Regions from separate parts of the Mus musculus genome. Here region 1 is linked to region 2. The links are chromatin loops, found by intact Hi-C in ENCODE. Cell type or tissue: heart. All regions are shown on one strand. Each heading gives the region's core, and the rest is flanking DNA. Links, peaks and the distances in the headings are about the cores only.

Region 1 (2,906 bases), core at 167-2,666, 220 kb after region 2:
CTATAATAGAAAAAGAGAATGAATAAAGCCAAAACATTTGACCCAGGGAAAGCATTCAAATTCATTTGGCTGCAACCTATTTACCAGCCTCAGTACCCTTACCTCCTGCCCCTTTTTTACTACCAGTGATCAAGACACTAACTTGTAGATGGCAGAAAAGCTCTTATTGGTTTTAAGCAATAAAACAAACACATTCACGAGTTTATTGATTACTTTAACTGAACTTTCCAAAGGAATCTAGCCCACATCGATTTCAGCGCTCATGCATCTAGGCTATATCACCATGTTTTAATCTGTTTTCTGGTTTTTCCCTTCGTGGTGCCTGCTCTTTCATTAGTCACACAAGAAAAGATTATTTTCTTTCAGTATCAGGTTCACTGGGAAACAATCTTCTTGGCAGTAATTGCCAGCCTGAGACAGAGAACCCAAGGTTTCCTCCTCCACAGTGTCCTGCCTGGACCACAAGGACAGAGTGGAGAATGGGTGGGTTCAAAGGACGTGAACCTAAGCGAGCAGCAGATGGATTAGGACAGCAGAAACTGTGCCTTTCGATGGCGAAACGGTACAAAGACTGCCAAGGAAAGATTCTCCTGGCAGGGTTCTGGCTACGTAGCCAGGAATTTGAGGATTCTCCTCCTAGTTCACATTGCTGGGGGGGGGGGGGGGGGATCGCAGCTAATTCCTAGTTTTGAAGTTGGTTTTTTTTTTTTTTCTTTCCTGAATATACACCAAGAACTTAATTCTTATTGAGACAAACATTACCTTGTAGACAGGATTTTTGGAGCTAAAGAGTATAGGTTTATTTATTGCCTTCTGTTTGCTGTACGAGTTGATTTTTAAAAGAAATTGCTATGAATTAGCTTCTTTCCCAGTAATTCGGGTGCAGTAGCTAAGAAACCAGTGTAAACTAGGGTCCTGGTTCATCCGTAGCGCCATGCTCATCTTTTGCAGTGCCTCCTGCCTTTTCATAAAAGGAGCAAACACATCCCGACCTTTTGCTTCCCTGGCTACAGCCGAGGTCACTTGGGTCGTCCAGGTCCATCTCGGGGAGCAGCCAGCCTAGCGTGTCTCTAGGAGCCGGGAAACCGAGTCCCAGGCATCCCACGAACCTCCAGGAGAGGAAACCGAGCACTGGGCTGGAGAAGTCTAACTTGGCGTAGGCCAAGCTCTCTGCTTTCCCGGGGACAGAGGCACCATTCCAGGCGGCGGCTCCCACTGGTTGGGAGCGCCGCATCCCGGGGAACCGCGAGCCGCCCAGGGCGCTGCGGGCGGCCGCACCCTCCGCTAGGCCCCGCCTCCCGGCCTGCGAAGGGAAGGGGGCCTCGGGGCATCCCGGCTTCCCTCGGCGGCCGTGGAACGAGCTCACGCCGGCCTGCAAGAGTGGGATTTCCTCGGGTGCCCGGGATCCCCAGGCGCGGCTTCGGGGCTGCCTAACGGGGAAAGTCGCATGCGCGCCCGGCGCGCTGAGGGAAGGCGGCCGCGAGGGGAGGGGCGAGTGCAGAGCCTGGCCGGCCGCGGAGCCCCGCGCCCACGACGCATGCGCCGGGAGGCAGCGCAATCACGGACTCGGCTGGCGGCTACCGGCTGGAGAGAGGAAACCCCGGACGGCGAGAGCGCGAAGGAAATCTGGCCGCCGCCGCGCACGCGCTCCCGGTGAGTGCGCCCCACCGGGTGGGCCTCGGCCCGGCGCGCGGCGGGCGGCTGGCCTGGGTGGCGCATGCGTGCTCCCGGGTTCCGTGGAGGAGGGGAAGGCCGGGAGGGGGAGGAGCGCGGCGGTAGCGGTGAATTTTGAGGGGTGGGTCGGGGGCGCGCACTCGCCGCCCCTGGTGCTGCCGGCTCCCGGAGCCGTGGCGTGTCCCGGCTGTCGCCGCTCGGCTGTCGCGAGCCGCCGCGGGCAGAGTCCCGGGCGGGGGAGGGAGGAAGCCGGAGCCTCAGGCACGGTGAGGACGCGGGAGGGCGCGGGGGGCAGTGTGTGGGACCGGGGCAGGGAACAGGGCGCGGGGCGCCAAGGGGGTGCGGGCCAGGCCGGGAGGCAGGAGCTGCGGCCGGGGTCCGGGGACGCGGAGAGCGCGGAGCTCTGGAGAGTCGCGCTCAGCCGGGCCTGCGCCAAGTGTCCCGGGGCCGCTGGGGGTTACCTGCAGGGCAGGGGGGCGCGGTGGGTCCCGCGGGCCCCGGGGGTTCCGGGGCCGCGTCGCGCTTGAGACTGGGCGCGGGGTTAGCGCGGGGCAGGCCGAGTCGGCCGCCGAGAGCGCTCGCGCCCGGGACCCGCTAGGCCTTGTGACCCACTTTATTCCTGTCACCACTCGGGCACGTTTGGAGCGGCGCCCAATGGGGCGCTGGGGCGGCCAGCTCCTCCGCGGAGCCCCCGCCCTCGCGGCGGCCGGCGCGCGCCGGGATCCGCAGTCCGAGCGGCGGCCGCCGCCGCCCAGGGCTGGTTCCGTTAATGGTCCTGGTTCCGGGGCTCGGGCCGCGGGCTGCTCTGGGCCCCGGGTGTCCGACTCGAGTCGCGTGCGCCGCGCCGGGCCGCGCTCTGCCTGTGGGGCTGGCCGTCCTGGATGTGGTCCTGGCTGTCCCGGTACCGGGAGTAGCGCCACGAAGTTTGTATCTTTGTGGGGTGTTTTCTGCCGCTGTGGAAGTCCGAGGTAGTCAGCAGAATCCTGAAAGATGAAGGAAGAGCTTTGGCCTCTGACCTGACAGATGACAGATCAGGCCGTGGTGTTTTGATATTGCAATGCCGAACCACACACTGCATGAAGCCTTTCTAGATGCTTTAAAAACAACAGACTCTGGTGTTTTCTATTGCAGTGAAAGAAAAGCACAAGAAGAAACTTTTACAGGCGTTGTTGATTGGACTAGGGCAACGATTCCCAAAATCACCAGCAAGGTAATTTCCCTTGATTGCATTG
Region 2 (2,906 bases), core at 254-2,753:
TTCTACAAGTTCCCTGAAAAACTAGTAAATAACTTTAAAGCAGTTCTCATTCTACCACACACCTGGTCAACAGCAACCCAGCTTTCTCAAGACATGCCTTGCACTCAGAACACTCTGTTCTTTCTTTGCTTAAGCACTTTCCCATGCAGGGCATACCACTATCTTTTCCTTATTCAAACCTACATTTCTCCATTTGTATTTAGTTGACTCAATGAAAGTCTCAATCCACACGGCTCTTTTCATGTAAATGTATAGAGCCCTTACTGTATTTACGAGGCAAATGCTTGCTATCTAATGGGGACATGAGTGTCATCTCCTAGATCTCCACAGCCATCTCTTGAGTAGTAGGAGGAGGAGGGGTGCTCTATCACAGGTTTGTGTGTTGGGTACTCACTAACAAGCTCTTGGCGTAACCTGCTTGATTGCAATAGTAAAAGCTGGCCAAAAGAACCATTAGCAATGGCCAATATTCACCATAGTACATGGTAAACGGTAAAAACAGCAGAGGGCTGGTCATAACTCATGAAGGAATTAGACATAAGCATTGCTACTATATTGCTATATTATATTGCTAATATAAATATTGCTATTCACTAAGTGCCAGGCAGCACTCTGGGGTATAATGGAGAATCTTTAAGACATGAACGGGTTGACGTAGCATTGTGATAGTCAGTCTTCTTTGGATCTAGAGATGAATTCTCCAGTGTTTATACTGAACTTTACATTATGCCAGTATTATTAATAGTGGCCTTCACAACTATTTCCCAGGTCTAAAAACCACGCCCATATTCTGGGTTCTCTTTAGATCTTCGCCTTCTAAAACCTCAAGGCTGCCCGTTACAGAGGCAGCTAACCTCGGTTCATTGTGTACATACATACTTCCTTCAGCTTAATAGGGCCATCGTTACACTGTGTGTCCATGCTAGTGCCTTAGTGGGTTGGGCCCATGTACTGCAGTGACATCTCAACTCGGAGACATGTCATCCAGAAAAAAAAACTGTTCAGAGGCTGGGCAATGCACTTAGAAGATTTATAAGGACATGTTATATTGATTCGGACCAGCAGAAGCCCAGGTCACGTCTTTCTCTTCCAGGCCACGCTAGTAGGACAAAAATGAAATCTGTCCCGGATGGGCGGAACTGTGGACAGAGACTTGGCTGCCTCCCGGCTCCGCCTTTTCCCAGAGCCCCGGACAGCACCGGCTAAGGAAGGACGCAGCCCGGGTTCTGCAGCCCCGAAGTGGAGCAGGGTGGGTGGGCCGGGTCACTGGGGAGTGGCCGACCCGGCGCGGATGCAACACTGCCTCCACTTAGGCTACCACCTCCAAGACCGCAGGTCCCCGGCCGGAAGCTTACCGCGAGGCCAGCCGGCCGGCCGAGGTTGGTGCTCCAAGACGGACTCAGGAAGGGCGCCGGCAGCAATAGCAGCTTTGAAGCACTTTTCATTGAACAGGGAAAAGCAGCGGCCAGAACCCGCCACTTCCCGTATCCGGTCACGTGTCTCTCTGCACCGGAAGTTGACCCTGTGGAGCCGGAAATGGAGACAGTAGAGGAAAAACAGATTGGCCAATGGACTTGGAGGAGGCGGAACAGCGCTTTGATGGATGGGGCAGAGGCGGACTGTGGGCGTGGAAAAGACAGGGGCGGGGCTTGCAAGCACATAGGCCAGTGATTCTCAACCTGCGGGTCAAACGACCCCTTCCTTCATAGTGGTCATATAGCAGATATCCAATATATCAGATATTTGCATTACAATTGATAACAGTAGCAAAATTACAGTTTTAAAGTAGAAATTAAATAATTTAATAGTTGGGACCCACTGCAACATGAGGAAAGGTATTAAAAGGTTGCAGCATTAGGAATGTTGAGAACTGTTAGCATAGGCTGATTTGAGGAGTTGATAATGGTGATGTTTCCTTTTTGTAGACGTACCCATTCTAATATTTGTAGCAACTCATTTGAGAGCGCATTAAATGTTCTCTCCTGTGCATATGTAAAACCCTGCTAACTAGATTCTTGGAAGAACTTTAGTGAGTTAAGTCAGATTCTCTGGGATAGATGTCACTAGTACCCTTAAGTTCTGGACACTTAATTCCCATAAACAGCTTTGGTCATTTACCCACTTCATACTCTACCCTGACTGCACAGACCTTCTTCTTGGGTGTTTTTTTAGAAACTTCACCCATGCCACCTCACATCAGATACTGAAATAGAATCTTTGTTTTAAAGGTGATGCTTGCTTGTTTCAGTGTGAGAAACATAAATGATGCCGAGAGTTCGAGCTATAAGACAAGTGATTCATTTAGGCCGCATCCCTGGCAGGGATTGAGTGCTGCAAATTTTGATTTCCAGGTTAAAAAATAAAAATTAAAAAAAGCCATTCAATTTTTTTATACTGAAGGAGTTCGCAATGAGGTAGGACTAGAAAAGGTGATTGCGAAGTTAGGATAACATACTCTACCAGGATGGTTTTCTTTCTTCTTTTTTTCTTTGCTGTTTTTTTTCCATTTATTTATTTACTTTGCATGTGGATCTTAGCCTACCCCTCCTTCCAATTCTCACCCTCCTTCCCAGCCTCTCCCTCATTCTCTGCTTCCCTTCTCTTCTGAGAAGGGGTGGGGTGGAGACCTTCTTGGATACCAACCCACCCTGTGACATCAAGTCACTGCAGGACTAGGCACATAGGATGAATTTTTTGTTGTTGTTGTTGTTTTGTTTTTCGAGACAGGGTTTCTCTGTGTAGCCCTGGCTGTCCTGGAGCTCACTTTGTAGACCAAGCTGGCCTCGAACTCAGAAATCCACCTGCCTCTTCCTCCCAAGTGCTGGGATTAAAGGTGTGCACCACCACCGCTCGGCATGAATTTCTTAAGAATATGACAGATGAGCTGTGCACAGTATTTGCACCGT

What was found. A loop is a pair of places that touch in the nucleus more often than their neighbours do. Peaks named below come from ENCODE experiments on the same cell type or tissue, not always from the same donor. Only the 100,000 strongest peaks of a DNase experiment are listed, where the experiment ranks them.
Region 1: a loop joins it to region 2, with 5 times the contacts of the local background. A loop is called at or near these places in 16 of 42 quality-filtered maps.

What each region holds. Positions count from the first base shown.
Region 1 is chr5:76,303,402-76,306,307 of GRCm38, reverse strand. Clock (circadian locomotor output cycles kaput) reads left to right here and starts at 1,516. Exons shown (of 23, transcript NM_001289826.1): 1 at 1,516-1,653; 2 at 2,806-2,884. It overlaps Gm7467 (predicted gene 7467), which reads right to left and starts at 1,432. Exons shown (of 1, transcript NR_152171.1): 1 at 781-1,432. In heart, for the core only: no CTCF peak of the experiment used is centred there; DNase peaks (open chromatin) are centred at 1,507, 2,027 and 2,357; H3K4me3 peaks cover 2,396 bases; H3K27ac peaks cover 1,933 bases.
Region 2 is chr5:76,527,912-76,530,817 of GRCm38, reverse strand. It overlaps Exoc1 (exocyst complex component 1), which reads right to left and starts at 1,507. Exons shown (of 19, transcript NM_001289770.1): 1 at 1,356-1,507. In heart, for the core only: no CTCF peak of the experiment used is centred there; a DNase peak (open chromatin) is centred at 1,557; H3K4me3 peaks cover 1,545 bases; H3K27ac peaks cover 803 bases.